Regions from separate parts of the Homo sapiens genome. Here region 1 is linked to region 2. Evidence: chromatin contacts called from ENCODE Hi-C or POLR2A ChIA-PET data. All regions are on one chromosome and are shown on one strand. The core of a region is the stretch at or near the end of the contact, and the rest is flanking DNA. Distances in the headings are between cores, read along the strand shown. Region 1 holds the start of RUBCN (rubicon autophagy regulator). Region 2 holds the start of LRCH3 (leucine rich repeats and calponin homology domain containing 3).

Evidence for each region. Hi-C counts contacts between places; a loop is a spot of excess contacts on that map. ChIA-PET counts read pairs that join two places held with the same protein, here RNA polymerase II (POLR2A). Pooled maps may share reads with other maps.
Region 1: a loop to region 2 is called in a map of CD8-positive, alpha-beta T cell, with 8 times the contacts of the local background. The contact joins the promoter of RUBCN here to the promoter of LRCH3 in region 2. A Hi-C loop is called at or near these places in 18 of 168 maps with a recorded cell type or tissue (B cell, CD8-positive, alpha-beta T cell, GM12878 and 12 more), 34 of 37 single-sample maps with no recorded cell type and 28 of 50 pooled maps. POLR2A ChIA-PET finds 5 or more read pairs at or near these places in 22 of 52 experiments (BJ, CD4-positive, alpha-beta T cell, CD4-positive, alpha-beta memory T cell and 16 more).

What each region holds. Positions count from the first base shown.
Region 1 is chr3:197,732,848-197,739,840 of GRCh38, forward strand. It overlaps RUBCN (rubicon autophagy regulator), which reads right to left and starts at 4,057. Exons shown (of 20, transcript NM_014687.4): 1 at 3,808-4,057. The coding sequence starts at 3,872. RefSeq lists enhancers at 2,355-2,404, 3,335-4,182 and silencers at 3,771-4,320, 6,680-6,812.
Region 2 is chr3:197,787,119-197,794,402 of GRCh38, forward strand. It overlaps LRCH3 (leucine rich repeats and calponin homology domain containing 3), which reads left to right and starts at 4,136. Exons shown (of 21, transcript NM_001365715.1): 1 at 4,136-4,422. The coding sequence starts at 4,161. It overlaps FYTTD1 (forty-two-three domain containing 1), which reads left to right. Exons shown (of 9, transcript NM_032288.7): 9 at 1-478. RefSeq lists enhancers at 3,796-4,510, 4,124-4,323, 6,964-7,043 and a silencer at 4,364-4,633.

The DNA of each region.
Region 1 (6,993 bases), core at 2,807-5,306, 54 kb before region 2:
GATACCCTTGCAAACAGTCACTTGTGGGGGAGACCCTCGCCTTATTTCAAAAAAACTAGCAAGGGGTGGATTCGACATTTTTCCTACTTCCTACGTATCAGGCTCTCAGGAGCTTTATGCACATTGTTTTATTGAATCCTCAGAACTTCTCAGGCAGGAAAGCATTATTCTTCCTACTCAGGCAGGTTACGTAAAGTAACTTGATCAAGTTAAGCCAAATTAATCCGTGAACTAGGATTCAAATGCAGGTCTGACTTTAAAGCTTATTCACGTTTCATTATATCAACTACTTAAGGAAAATACACTGAAAAGTTTCATCCTTCATTTTTAAAATGACACTACCGGCTGGGCACAGTGGCTCATGCTTGTAATCCCAGTGCTCTGGGAGGCCAAGGCAGCAAGATCCCTTGAGGCCAGGAGTTTGAGACTGGCCTAGGCAACATGGTGAGACTCTGTCACTACAAAAAATCTGAAAAAATTAAAAATTAGCTGGGAGTGGTGGCACACACCTGTAGTCCTAGCTACTGAGGAGGCTGAGGTGGGAAGATCACCTGAGCCCAGGAGTTTGAGGCTGCAGTGAGCTACGATTGCACTATTGTACTCCAGCCTGAGTGACACAGTGAGACCCTATCTTTAAAATATATAAATAAATAAATAAAAATGATGCTATCTCATCAAGAAGACTGTTTCTGAACTGGGTATTTCATTGGCCATAGAAAGGTTATGTTTGCAGTAACCCAGTCACAAAGCCTCAATTAATAGGCACAAGGAATGTGTATTTACCAGTTGTGTATCTGGAGCTAAGGAGGCCATCAGTACCATGAAGCCTCATTAAACAACGCATTCTGAATTAATCAGCCGCCAACACAGTATGCCTATAACAATGACGGGAGTGACTTTGTGAGGATAACCCCACTACTAAAATTAAGTTTTGATTAAAGTTTTTTGGTTAAGAGGCAATCATAAAAAGAATAAAAGACGGGAAAAGATTCTGCAAAGGAGCTATCCTACTGGCCTGAATGACAGGCACAGAATGCTGTGAAATTTATTCACTATCTTATACTTCCGTTGTTACTATTAGCATAGTGAGAGGCAGCATAGGGTGAGTATTAAAAGTACAGACTCGGGCCGGGCACGGTGGTTCACGCTTGTAATCCCAGCACTTTGGGAGGCGGAGGCTGGTAGATCCTCTGAGGTCAGGAGTTTGAGACCAGCCTGGCCAACATGGCGAAACCCCGTCTCTACTAAAAATACAAAAAATTAGCTGGGCGTGGTGGCGGGCACCTGTAATCCCAGCTACTTGGGAGGCTGAGGCAGGAGAATTGTTTGAACCTGGGAGGCAGAGGTTGTAGTGAAGCAAGACGGTGCCACTGCACTCCAGCCTTGGCGACAGAGCAAGACTCTATCTCAAAAAAAAAAAAAAAAAAGTGCAGTCTCTTGGGCCGGCATGGTCGCTCATGCCTGTAACCTCAGCACTTTTGAGAGGCCGAGGCTGGAGAATATCTTGAGCCCAGGAGTTTGAGACCAGCCTAGGCAACATAGTGAGACCCTGTCTAAAAAAAGAAAAAAAAAAAAAAGCGCAGACTCTGGTGCCGAACTGCCTGGGTTTGAATCCAGTTCTGCCAGGGATTCGCTGTACAACCTTGGCAAGTTACTTACCCTGTCCATTTCTCAGCTTTCTCATCTGTGACACAGCAATAACAGTAGTACCGACCACATACAATAGTTATAGGGATTAAAGAAGTTAACGCAGTATTCATATCTTAATACCTTAAAACAATTCCTGGCATGTGGTAAATAGCATTTGTTACATACATTAAAAAAATAACTAACCCAGCCTCCCTCACATGAAGTGGTAGAGGGAAATCAAAACAATCCTAAAACGTGTTTAGAATTTACATGGGACCTTTCACACGAAGCACGTCACAGACATCTGCAGGAAGAATAAATAGTCAAATAGGCAAAGCAGAAACTGAAACATGGAAAAGGGAAGTAAGATGTTCAGTTTCACTTAGCACAAATCATTCTCAGATCTCAGGCAGGAGCCCCAAAGTCCTGTCAGTCCAGGTTTTGTTCAACAGGCCACTTTGCACATAAAAGTAGAGTCACCCTTAAAAATAGCAAGTCTTCACCCAGGAACATCTCATAAATCTTCCCTTGTTGATATTTTCTCAGAGGTAAATATTCTGCTTCTAGTTTTTGGATCCCAGCTGCTCCTGAGACCATCATTATATCTGAAACTGTTTCTAAATGTCAAGTGAGGTCAGGCCTGGTGGCTCACACCTGTTAATTCCAGCACTTTGGGAGGCCGACGTGGCGGGGGAGAATTGCTTGAGCCCAGGAGTTAGAGACCAGCCTGGGCAATATGGTGAGACCCTGTCTCTACAAAAAAGTTTTTTAAAGTAGCCAGATGTGGTAGCTGGCACCTATATCCCCAGCTACTTGGGAAGCTGAGCTAGTATAATCGCTTGAGCCCAAGAGTTGGAGGCTGCAGTGAGCCGTGTTCACGGCACTGCGCTCAGCCTGGGGGACAGGGTGAGGCTGTGTCTCAAAAAATAAAATAAAAATAAAATAATAAATGTCAAGTATGACTCCCTTAAGCCACATTCCTGCTCTCGCCTGTCAGCATTCCAGCCTCTTTAAAAAAGATTAAGACCAGAGTTATTAATGAAGCAAACCCTAAATATGGAAGGCATCTCTACAGACTCCGATTCATCATTTAGTCAAAGTAGTTCGGGGTTTCTTTGGCTTTTTGTTTTTTGAAGACAGGGTCTTCCTCTGTCACCCAGGCTGGAGTGTAGTGGTGCGATCTCGGCTCAATGCAGCCTCGACTTATTGGACTCAAGTGATCCTCTCGCCTCAGCCTCCCGAGTAGCTGGCACCACAGGTGAGCACCACCACGCCGAGCTAATTTTTGTATTTTTGTAGAGACGGGGATCTCCCTAGGTTACCCAGGCTGGTCTCAAACTCCTGGACTCAAGCGACCCGCCTCAGCCTCCCCCAAGGTGCTGGAATTACAGGTGTGAGGCACCGCACCCGGTCCAAAGTAGTTTTTATATTTTAAATCCCCCAATTTCTAGAAGATATGAGCTTTCTGACATGGTTCCATATAAATAAATGTGAACTTGCTTAGTTTGCATTGTGAGGAAAAAGGGACAGGTTTGAAGACGAAAAGGAAATGGCACAGAGGTCCTGCCACTCTCTGACAGGGATTCGGCAATGACAAAGTGCAGAGTTTCTGGTCTCATTAGCAGTCCCCGCCCCACCGCACTGCCATGACACTCGCTCACTTTCTCCCCAGGCTCTCCTCGCCTTCATCCCCATGCTCATCTCTGCCTAAGCTTCTTCCGAGGCCACTCATAACGCTTCACCTCTGCTCCCAGGAATTCTCACATCCTCTTCGCGTTGGCCCCACTTGCTGTCACGGCAAGTTTCAGTCCGGGTGGTGCCCTGCCCCTGTCTATAGACTCTGGCCTGTAAAACCTCACTGCACCCCTCTGGCCTCTTCGCCCAGTCTCTCAGCTGCCACCTCCTCTCCAGCAGTCTTGGATCTGAGCTTCACCCTCCTCTGCTGCCCTTGCCCTCCGCAAATCCCACCCACCCTCCTCACCCTAAGCCGGTTCCTTCGTCCCATCCCCGCCCCGCCCGTCCTTCCTCTGCGAAATGCTTCCCAAACAAGTCCTCCGCAGCCGTCGTCCTCAAGACTCGTCGCGCCCGGCCCTTCTCTCCGTGACCCCGCGCCCTCCCAAGCCTCCCGGGGCTCCGGCGCCTGTCGCTGCCCCGACTCCGCGGCGGCTCCCAGCCCACCTGCTCTCCTCAGGCAGGCGCTCCTCGCCGCCTCCGAGCTCCATTCCCGCGCCCTCCGGCCGCATCCGGGGCGGTGAGGCCGCCTCTTCGCCCAAGAGAGGCGTCCCTGCCGCTTCGCCCTTCAGGGCTCCCGGGGCCCCCTGGGGCCGGAGGAGGCACCTGCGGCCGGTGGGCTCCGGGTGATGCGCTACACCCGGGCGGCGACAGCGGGAGGGACCGCCGCCTGGGCTGCGGCTTCTATCCCGGCCACCCCCACTTCCGGCTCCGGGGACTACAGCCCCCGGCGAGCACTCCGAGGCTAGGCCGCTCCCGCAGGACGCGTCCTCCAATCCCAGGCCGCGCTCGCAGACCGCGCCCCTCCAACGGCAGGCCGCTCCCGCAAGCCGCGCCCTCCAATCCCAGGCCGCTCCCGCAGGCCGCGCCCTCCAATCCCAGGCCGCGCTCGTGGATTACTACGCACCCGGTGGTTGGCTGGGCCGGCTTGCAAGCGGCGGGGGACCTTGGTCTCAGGAATCCGTGCCGGGGCGTATCCTTATTCACCCCCGTGACATTACACGCTGGGGACCGAACTCAGTCCGAGATGTAGACTAGGCAATAACGCTAATCTAATCCCGGTACGATTAACCCCACTCAGCCCGCCCTGGCTTAATGTCCGCTGGTGGTGTTTGGAGACCTCGAGCATTTAAATGAAGCGCTCACAAACAAGAGCACAGGTTGCTTTGGGATCATAAAAGAGCAGGAGAGAAAGGCTTCTGGGGGCTCTCGGAAGATGGATGTCAACGCAGAGTTTTCAAGGCTGAGTACGGGTTAGCCAGGAGAAAGAAGAGAAGGTGGAGAGAGCAACACGGCAGATACAAGGAAGGAAGTGCTGGCTTGGGAACTGCAGGTGCTGGGTAGCCAGAGCTGGGAAGGAGTGAGCAGCAGCATGGTGTGGGCATTCTGGTGTGGGGAAACCAGATCATGAAATGCCATTTTAAGGAGTTTGGATTTTATCCTGAAAACAATCAGCAAATCAAGCATATGCAAATCAAGAAGTGATTTGATCGAATCTGATGAGAAAGCCACTTTTGACAATGTGGACAGGAGATGGGGCAGATATAATACTATATTGAGGTAACGGTGGAAGGCTAGATAGGAGACTGGTCATCCTTATGGGGGATAACCAAGTAATGCTAAGAAGTGAAGCGAACCAGTTGAAAGAAACGTGGGCCTAGGGTTGCCAGATACTCTGGTTTCTCTTTTTTCTTTTTCAAAGACGGGGTCTCTCTCTGTCGCCCAGGCTGGGGTGCAGTGGCGCAATCATAGCTCCCTGCAGCCTGGAACTCCTGGGCTCAAGCAGTCCTCCTTCCTCAGCCTCCTGAATAGCTGGGACTACAGGTGCGAGCCACCACACCTAGCTATGATATTTTGATTTTTTAAAAGAAGCTAGGATCTGCATTTTTAAGCACTACTTCCAAATTTTTAAACGTTGGCAACAAATTTTTTAAACTTTCAACTTTGCACAGGCCAAACACAGCTTGTCTGTAGGCTGAAGGTGGCCCTTGAGTTGCTAGTTTGCAAACCCAGGCTTAAACTACAGCAGCGGTTGAAGAGAACAAGGAGGCTCAGATTACAGCAATGTGAAGGCAACAGAATCAGCACTACTCTATAAAGGACTGACTGTGGCAAGTGAGGGAGAAAGAGCGATCAAGAATAACTCCGTGAAAAACTAATGACTCTATATTAAAATAATATATGGCTTTTAGGTATTTTCAAACTTGACAAAAGTGTTTTGGCAATTAAAAATGAAATGAAAGAGCCTCTTGAAGCCATTTATGATTTCATTTAGGTTAAAAAAATACTCTCTTTCAAACTTTCTCATTTTCCTACTAAACGATTATACTTCTTTAAGAAAGGGGCAATATTACTCATTGGGATTTCTCTTCCTTCTGTGACTTTCTTCTCTTTTGGAGACGCAGTCTTGCTCTGTCACCCAGGCTGGGGTGCAGTAGCGCTGCCACAGTTCACTGCAGCCTCAACCTCCTCAAGCGGATCCTCTCACCTCAGCTTCCCAAGTAGCTGGGACCACAGGCAGTGCCACTATGCCCAGCTAATTTGTTTTTTTTTTTTTAATTTTTGGTAGAGACAGGGTCTCACTGTGCTGCCTAAGCTGGTCTCAAATTCCTGGGCTCAAGCAGTCCTCCTGCCTCAGTCACCCAAAAAGTATTGGGATTACAGGCATGAGGCACCATACCTGGCCTTACTTCTAGTTCTATAAATGTATGAACTTTATTTTTTGGCATACAGTATAATCCCAAATTAACACTATATTATTTATTTATTTATTTTTGAGACAGAGTTTCACTCTTGTTGGCTAGACTGGAGTGCAATGGCGCGATCGGGTTCAAGCGATTCTCCTGCCTCAGCCTCCTGAGCAGCTGGGATTACAGGCATCCGCCACCACGCCCGGCTAATTTTGTATTTTTTAGTAGGGACAAGGTTTCTCCATGTTGGTCAGGCCGGTCTTGAACTCCCGACCTCAGGTGATCCGCCGGCTTCGGCCTCCCAAAGTGCTGGGATTACAGGCGTACTAAAAAATACAAAAAAATTAGCCGGGCATGGTGGCAGACGCCTGTAATCCCAGCTACTCAGGAGGCTGAGGCAGGAGAATGGCTTGAACCCAGGAGGCAGGGCTTGCAGTGAGCCGAGATCGTGCTACTGCACTCCAGCCTGGGCGATAAGAGCAAGACTTCGTCTGAAAAAAGAAAAAAAAAAAAAGGCCGGGCGTGGTGGCTCATGCCTGTAATCCCAGCACTTTGGGAGGTCAAGGCGGGCAGATCACGAGGTCAGGAGATGGAGACTATCCTGGCTGACACGGTGAAACCCCGTCTCTACTAAAAATACAACAAAAAATTAGCCGGGCGTGGTGGCGGGCGCCTGTAGTCCCAGCTACTCCGGAGGCTGAGGCAGGAGAATGGCGTGATGAACCCGGGAGGCGGAGCTTGCAGTGAGCAGAGATCACGCCACTGCACTCCAGCCTGGAAGACAGAGCTAGACCTGGGCGACAGAGGGAGACTCCGTTTCAAAAAAAAAGGCAATCAGCTTTATCAGGAAATCCTAGGGGCCAGAAGCGGTGGCTCACGCCTGTAATCTCAACACTGGGAGGCCCAGGCAGGCGGGTCACTTGACACCAGGAGTTCGAAACCA
Region 2 (7,284 bases), core at 2,886-5,385:
TTTTTTTTTTTTTGGAGACAGTCTTGCTCTGTTGCCCAGGCTGGAGTGCAGTAGTGATCTTGGCTCACTGCAGCCTCTGCCTCCCGGGTTCAAGCGATTTTCCTGTCTCAACCTTCCAAGTATCTGGGATTACAGGCACGTGCCACTACACCCAGCTAATTTTTGTACTAAGACGAGGTTTCACCATATTGGCCAGTCTAGTCTCAAACTCCTGACCTCAGGTGATATGCCCGCCTCTGACTCCCAAAGTGCTGGGATTACAGGCATGAGCTACGGAGCCCGGCCTAGAAGTGGAGTCTTAGAAGGAGTGACCATGATATGTTTCTACTGAGTAGAAGGGGGAAGGGAGGACATAACCTTTGCATGATATAGTGAAATGCAGAGCTGGAAAGAACTATTAAGATTTGAGTGAAACTTTTGCCCCCTGTGTTGAATGAGTTAACTTTCAGTCTGTAAAATAAACAGGAAGAACTGGGAAGTACACTGTATCAATTGCTAACACTGAATAACCTGCGCTGCCTGTTTTTTCAGCTTCTGCTCCCAGACCACAGACCAGTGGTGGAAGAAGTTACAGATCCCTGTAAGCCACTTTGCTCCTGGCCTTTGTACAACTATCTTTCATCATTTCTTTTATTCATCATTAGACTCTTTGGTGAACTCCCCACAAAGACTCCATTTCCTATATCTCTTTCTCATAAGACGCTGTCACCTACTTTATGGAGATGACTGAGAGAGTAGGGTAAGAATTCCCTCATAGTCTACCTTTACTTTGTAGCTGAAGCCTCAACTCCTTAGAAGTCACAGCGTTAACTGCTCAATCTATCTTTCCTTCCATCCTTCCTTTACCTAGGACTTGTTCTCATGTAATAGTATATATAGCATCTTCAGTTTCCCCCATATGCACAGGTCTTTCTTTTGGCTTTTTAAATATCTACATTTCTTTTTTCTTTTTATTTTTTGAGACAGAGTCTTGTTCTGTCGCCCAGGCTGGAGTGCAGTGGTGCGATCTTGGCTCACTGCAGCCTCCGCCTCCCGGGTTCAAGCAATTGTTGTGCCTCAGACTCCCGAGTAGCTGGGATTACAGGTGCCTGCCACCATGCCTGGCTAACTTTTATATTTTTAATAAAGCAGGGATCTACTGACTTGGGAACCCTGTTTTCCTTAAAAATTGTAATTCTTTCTTTTTTTTTCCCTAGATGGAGTTTCCCTCTTGTTGCCCAGGCTGGAGTGCAATGGCATGATCTCGCCTCACTGCAACCTCCGCCTCCTGGGTTCAAGTGATTCTCCTGCCTCAGCCTCCTGAGTAGCTGGGATTACAGGCGTGCACCACCACACCCGGCTAATTTTGTATTTTTAGTAGAGAGGGGGTTTCTCCATGTTGGTCAGGGTGGTCTCGAACTCCCGACCTCAGGTGATCCGCCCACCTCGGACTCCCAAAGTGCTAGGATTACAGGTGTGAGCCACCACACCCAGCCCAAAAATTGTAATTCTTTTTCCTTTCCTCATAACCTCTCGTGTGTGTACATAATCTATTTTGGTTTCTACTGCTTTCCACTCATTTTTATTATTTTTTAAAATTATTTTTCATTTTTAGAGATGGGATGTCATTCTCTCCTAGGCTAGAGTGCAGTGGCACAATCATAGCTTGCTGCAGCCTCAACTCCTGGCATCAAGCAAACCTACCTCACCATCCCAAGTAGCTGGGACTACAGTCAGGCACCACCACACCTAGCTAATTATTTTAAAAAATTTTAGAGACCAGAGGGTGGGAGGTGGGGTGCCCTCACTATGTTGCTCAGGCTGGTCTCGAACTCCTGGCCTCAAGCAATCCTCCCACCTTACCCTCCCAAGTAGCTGGGATTACAGGCACAAGCAAGGGTTGACTAATTTTTTAACTCCTAAAAATATACTCAGTCCTATGATAGCATAGAGTTTAATATATTAAGGACCTTAAAATCTTGTTGAATATTCAAGCATCAATCTATAAGCTTGGTCAGTTCAGGGCTAGCATAGTATGTTGCTATTACAATGGGATGTATTCATACATATAGATAGGAATGAGGCCTATTACAGAGAACTTGACAGAATTTAGTGTAGATGTGGAAGGTAATAAGCAATCAGATGACAATGGTGCATTTGAAAAGGTACATCTGGCAACTAATTCTACAGCATTGTAGCATTAGTGTGGAGTATATGAATAGATAATCAGTCATTGTAGTTGAAATCTCCCTAAAAAGTAAAAAAACTGCCCTTAAATAGCTTAATATCTTTCGAAGAATAACAGTTTTAGGAAGCCCAGGATAACAAAAAGCTATATATGCATTGGATAAATGTTATTTGCTGGGGATGACAAATACGTCACCTGCCATTGTGACCCACGCTCATAACATGTATGAGCTCATAACATATGTATGGTTATGTATCATGGAACTTGTTGCTGAAGTAACTAGAATGTATTGAGAGTTTATAGAACAGCTCTCTGGGCAGCTGTTACTAATCAACTTTGGCACTGGGATTAAACATTTTTATACCTTCTAGCATTTAGCAATTCATGCCAATTGAGGTGTCATTGAAGAGTTGGGGCTTGAATGAGAGGATCTCTCCATCCTTATTTTTCTTTTGCTCTCTGACACGAACTTTCTGATCTGTGGCCTTCGTATCCTCCACATGTTACCACTTTAAGTCGTATCTGGATGTGTTCATGCTGATCCATCTTCTAGTCTCACCTTCCAGTTTGTCCTACTTTATAATCCTTCAGGTTTAATTCAAAACCGAATTTATCCATGATATAGCTTTCTTTTCTCTGGACTCATAAGTAAGCCCCATCACTCTTAGCCCTTTTTTGTGGGCCTGTCTGGGTTCCATAATTAGATTGTGATCCTCTAGGAAAGGATTGTACCTGACAGCCTCTTCTATTTCCCATAGTAAAACTAGTTGATTAATTGTTGGTAAAATTTACATCATATAGCAGAAATGGCTTCTTCAGTAAAACAGACTGAAGAATATGCTAGAGACTGGCTGCAATATAAGTGAGGTCTAATTGGTTTTAAATGAAGTATTTTCCACTCTTTCATTTCTTGAGTGGTTTCAATTTAGAGCATCTCTTCGGTTCTACCTTTAATTCCCACATTTAGATTACAGTGAGATCATTTTCTGTTCCTCAATTTTGGTTCCAGACCAACATTTTAGATTTTAATACTACTATAATCTTGCTTTATCCAACAATAAAATCTTGCCAAAAGTACAAGTACTATTGAAGATATTTGTTGTATTTTCATTAAGAAAAGCTATTTTATAAAAGGGATGGATGATATAAAATAATACGTTTTTAATGAGAATTTTGAGCCCAATTAGCACGTTTGTTTGTTTGTTTTCTCTCCAGCAACCATAGTAAGTCCACCAAACCTTGATTTAGATCATCTGGTAATACAATGAAGTTGGGAAACGGTTTAGGTCGTATCTCAGAGGGTCCGCTCCTCTCACCATCCAAGTTTCTGCAGCAGCAGTGTTAAGAAAGATTCCTTGCCGGGCGCGGTAGGTCACGCCTGTAATCCCAGCACTTTGGGAGGCAGAGGCGGGCGGATCACTTGAGGTCAGGAGATCGAGACCATCCTGGCCAACATGGTGAAACCCCGTCTCTACTAAAAATACAAAAATTAACCGGGTGTGGTGGTGCGTGCCTGTAGTCCCAGCTACTCGGGAGCCTGAGGCAGGAGAATAGCTTGAACCCAGGAAGCAGAGGTTGCAGTGAGCCGAGATCGCGCCACTGCACTCCAGCCTGGGCGACAGAGCGAGACTCTGTCTCAAAAAAAAAAAATTCTTAATTTAATGCTTAGTCGACTCCTCCACTACTGAGGGAGCAAGGCGGAGAAGTTTTGATGCGGAGCGTTGCCTGAAAGATGTTTTTGTAGAGGCATTTTAGAAATGCCCCTGGGAGGTTAGAGTAGGGGGCTGCTCTGGATTTGTGAGGTCCGTTTTAACTTCCCTTGAAAAGCGCATCATGTGGGCGGGGGCAAGCGCCTGGCTGCGCCGGGGGGCACCACGGTGCTGCCCATCACGGGAACCGTCCGGGGTCGGTCCGTGAGCCCCTTTCTCCGCCCACCCAGCGGTCCGGCCGCGCATGCGCTGAGCTGGCGGGCCCGAGTGTTGTCGGCTGGGAAATGGCGGCCGCGGGCTTGGTCGCTGTGGCAGCGGCTGCCGAGTACTCTGGCACGGTAGCGTCGGGAGGTAACCTCCCTGGTGTTCACTGCGGCCCAAGCTCCGGGGCAGGCCCTGGTTTTGGCCCGGGCTCGTGGAGCCGCTCTCTCGATCGAGCCCTGGAGGAGGCGGCGGTCACTGGGGTGCTGAGCCTGAGCGGCCGGAAACTGAGGGAGTTTCCCCGGGGAGCGGCCAACCACGACCTGACGGACACCACCCGGGCGGGTGAGCGGGGCGGGGGGCGTCTCTGCCCGTCGGAGACCCGGCGCCGGGAGCCGCCCCGGCCGGGGGAGGCGGATGCGGGGGAGTTACAGCAGCTCGTCCCGTAGGCGCCGGGTCCGGACCCGGGTAACGGGGAGAAGCCGACGGCGCCAGCCCTCCGGGCCTGCGCCAGACCCAGAGCCTGGGGAGAGGCGGCGGGCGGCGGCATCTCTCGGGGAAGGGGGCCGGAGTGATTGATGGATGATTTTTTAGGCTTTCTGAGGAAAATCAGTTTCTGCCACGGCGGAGGTAGACCCTTGCCCCGCCCCGGTTTCTGCAGGCCCTTTCGGATTTGGGGTGCCGAATGGACCTGCTAAGACGGGAACGTTAGCGCGAGCTCTTCACAGATCAGAGTAGCAGGGGTGTCTGGACGAGCTGCATTGTCAGGAAGGGTCGGTCTCAGCCCTGGAGTTTTTTCGAAAGAAGTGTTGGGGAGCGTGTGTTTAAAGTGGACCCGAAAGAAGTGTTGGGGTGTGTGTGTGTTTAAAGTGAACCCGAGAGAAGTGTTGGGGTGTGTGTGTGTTTAAAGTGAACCCCAAAGAAGTGCTGGGGTGTGTGTGAAGTGAACCCGAACGCTGGAACGTCTTTCTTCGCCTCCATCTAGTTGACTTACAAAATAAATACGCTTGTAAAAATAACTAGAGCCCACTTTCCGACTCCCATTAGTTTCCTCTTCCACTCCTCATGTCCTCCAAAAAAAAGTTGAAGCAAACTACTTAGAAAAGATAGTCTAACATATTTGTACTTGCTATTCCTTTTTAAAGCATTACTTCGTGTTATGTATGTTTTCGAACACAGGAAAGAGAATAAGAAAGTAGGTATTATTTGGCTTTCTTAGTTGTGGCGAACAGTGTCTGGTGCCCGAGTTGTTCATCATCATGTTTGCAGTGCCGTCATCACTGCTCACTGCAGCCTCGACCTCCCGGGCTCAGGTGATCCTCCCACCTCAGCCTCCTGAGTAGCTGGGACTACAGGCAGCCGCCACCACGCCCAGCTAATTTTATATATATATATATATATATATATATAAAATATACATATATATATAATATACATATAAATATTATATATAAAATATATATATATTTTTTCGAGACGGTATCTCGCTCTTGTCTCCCAGGCTGGAGTGGAATGACACAATCTCTGCTCATTGCAACCTCTGCCTCCCAGGCTCAGGTGATCCTCCCACCTCAGCCTCCCGAGTAGCTGGGACTACAGGCGCCCGCCACCACACCCGGCTAATTTTTGGATTTTTATTAGAGACGGGATTTCACCATGTTGGCCAGGCAGGTCTCGAACTCCTGACCTCAGGTGATTCGCCCGCCTCGGCCTCCCAAAGTGCTGGGATTACAGGCGTGAGCCACCGCGTCCGGCCAATATTTTGTATTTTTTTGTAGAGACGGGGTTTTGCTATGTTGCCCAGGCTGGTCTCCAACTCCTGGGCTCAAGCTATCCGCCGACCTCGGCCTTACAAAAGGTTGAGATTACAGGCGTGAGCCACTGCGGCTGGCAGTACTTGGTGTCTTATTTTATTTTAAAATCTTAGATTGAGCACATTTTCTATGCTTTGCAGTCATTAAAAATTTATAAGTATTACATATGATTCACTCATTTTGGAAAAATAAACAGAACTGTTAAACTAAAGAAGCGATTCTTTCCAAAGAAACTTTTGCTGTAGTTTAAAATAGAAGAAATTAAATGCCTGCTTATTTAATCTCTTTTTGGAAACAGTTGAACTGAATATTTTTTAGTGATTTAAAGTTTCTTGCTAAGGTAAATATGAGCAGCCACTTTCCTTTTGTGTGTGTTCTGGTAGACGGCATGTAAAATTATCATTCACACCTCAGATTTCCTGCTTCTGTTTAGGAGATGGCTATATGGTATAGTGATTTCATATTGGTGTGAGTCATTTCATTGTTACTACATCAAGCCTGAAGCTAAAGAACAAGTTGATTACAGGAGTCTGTCTAGCTCATTTTCTCACCTGCTTTTCAGTAGGTCTAGGAGCACCGTGTTGAGTCCTTAAATATTTTATTGACTAAGAAAATCCAAGTGCATTTATGAAGAATAATAAGTAATACCAAAGAGGTTTTTCCTTACTGTGCTCTGAGTTTTTAAGTATGGTGTTGCCTACACTTTAATAGTTTTGTATAGAAACCACATTTTTTGTTGGTTGATTTTTCATCTGGTCAAAACGTGTAAAAAGAAAATAAAAAGATTACAAGGTATTTTATAAGCTATTAGACTAGATTCATTTCTAACATGTAGTAATATCACTTATGAAATATAAAAAAAAATCTTTGGCAGACCTTGCTCGTTACCCAGTCTCTGTTTTAAACAGATAATTTAATGCCAATGACATCATTTATTGAGTGTTCACTATTTGTAATTCACCGTGTTAGATATTTTGAAATATACTGCCTTGTTAAATGCACACAATAATTTGTGGATTAAATACTATCCCCACTTTACATGTGAGGGATCACCTAGAGAAAGTCATATGGCTATCACCACTATATAGTATCACTGGTAGGATTTTGGCCCAGGTTATAGCTATCACCACTATATAGTATCACTGGTAGGATTTTGGCCCAGGTTATAGCTATCACCACTATGTAGTATCAGTGGTAGGATTTTGGCCCAGGTTCATCTAACTCTGTTCTTTCCACTGTACCATGCAACCTCTTCATATAGAAATAGGTGTTGCTGTTCCTGTTTTTACAGATGGTGGAAACCAGCATTTAGAGATGTTCACTAATTTGCTCAAAGATCTGTGGCTAAAGGACAGAGGAGACGGTATTAGCCAGGAGTTTAGTCTAGTTTGAG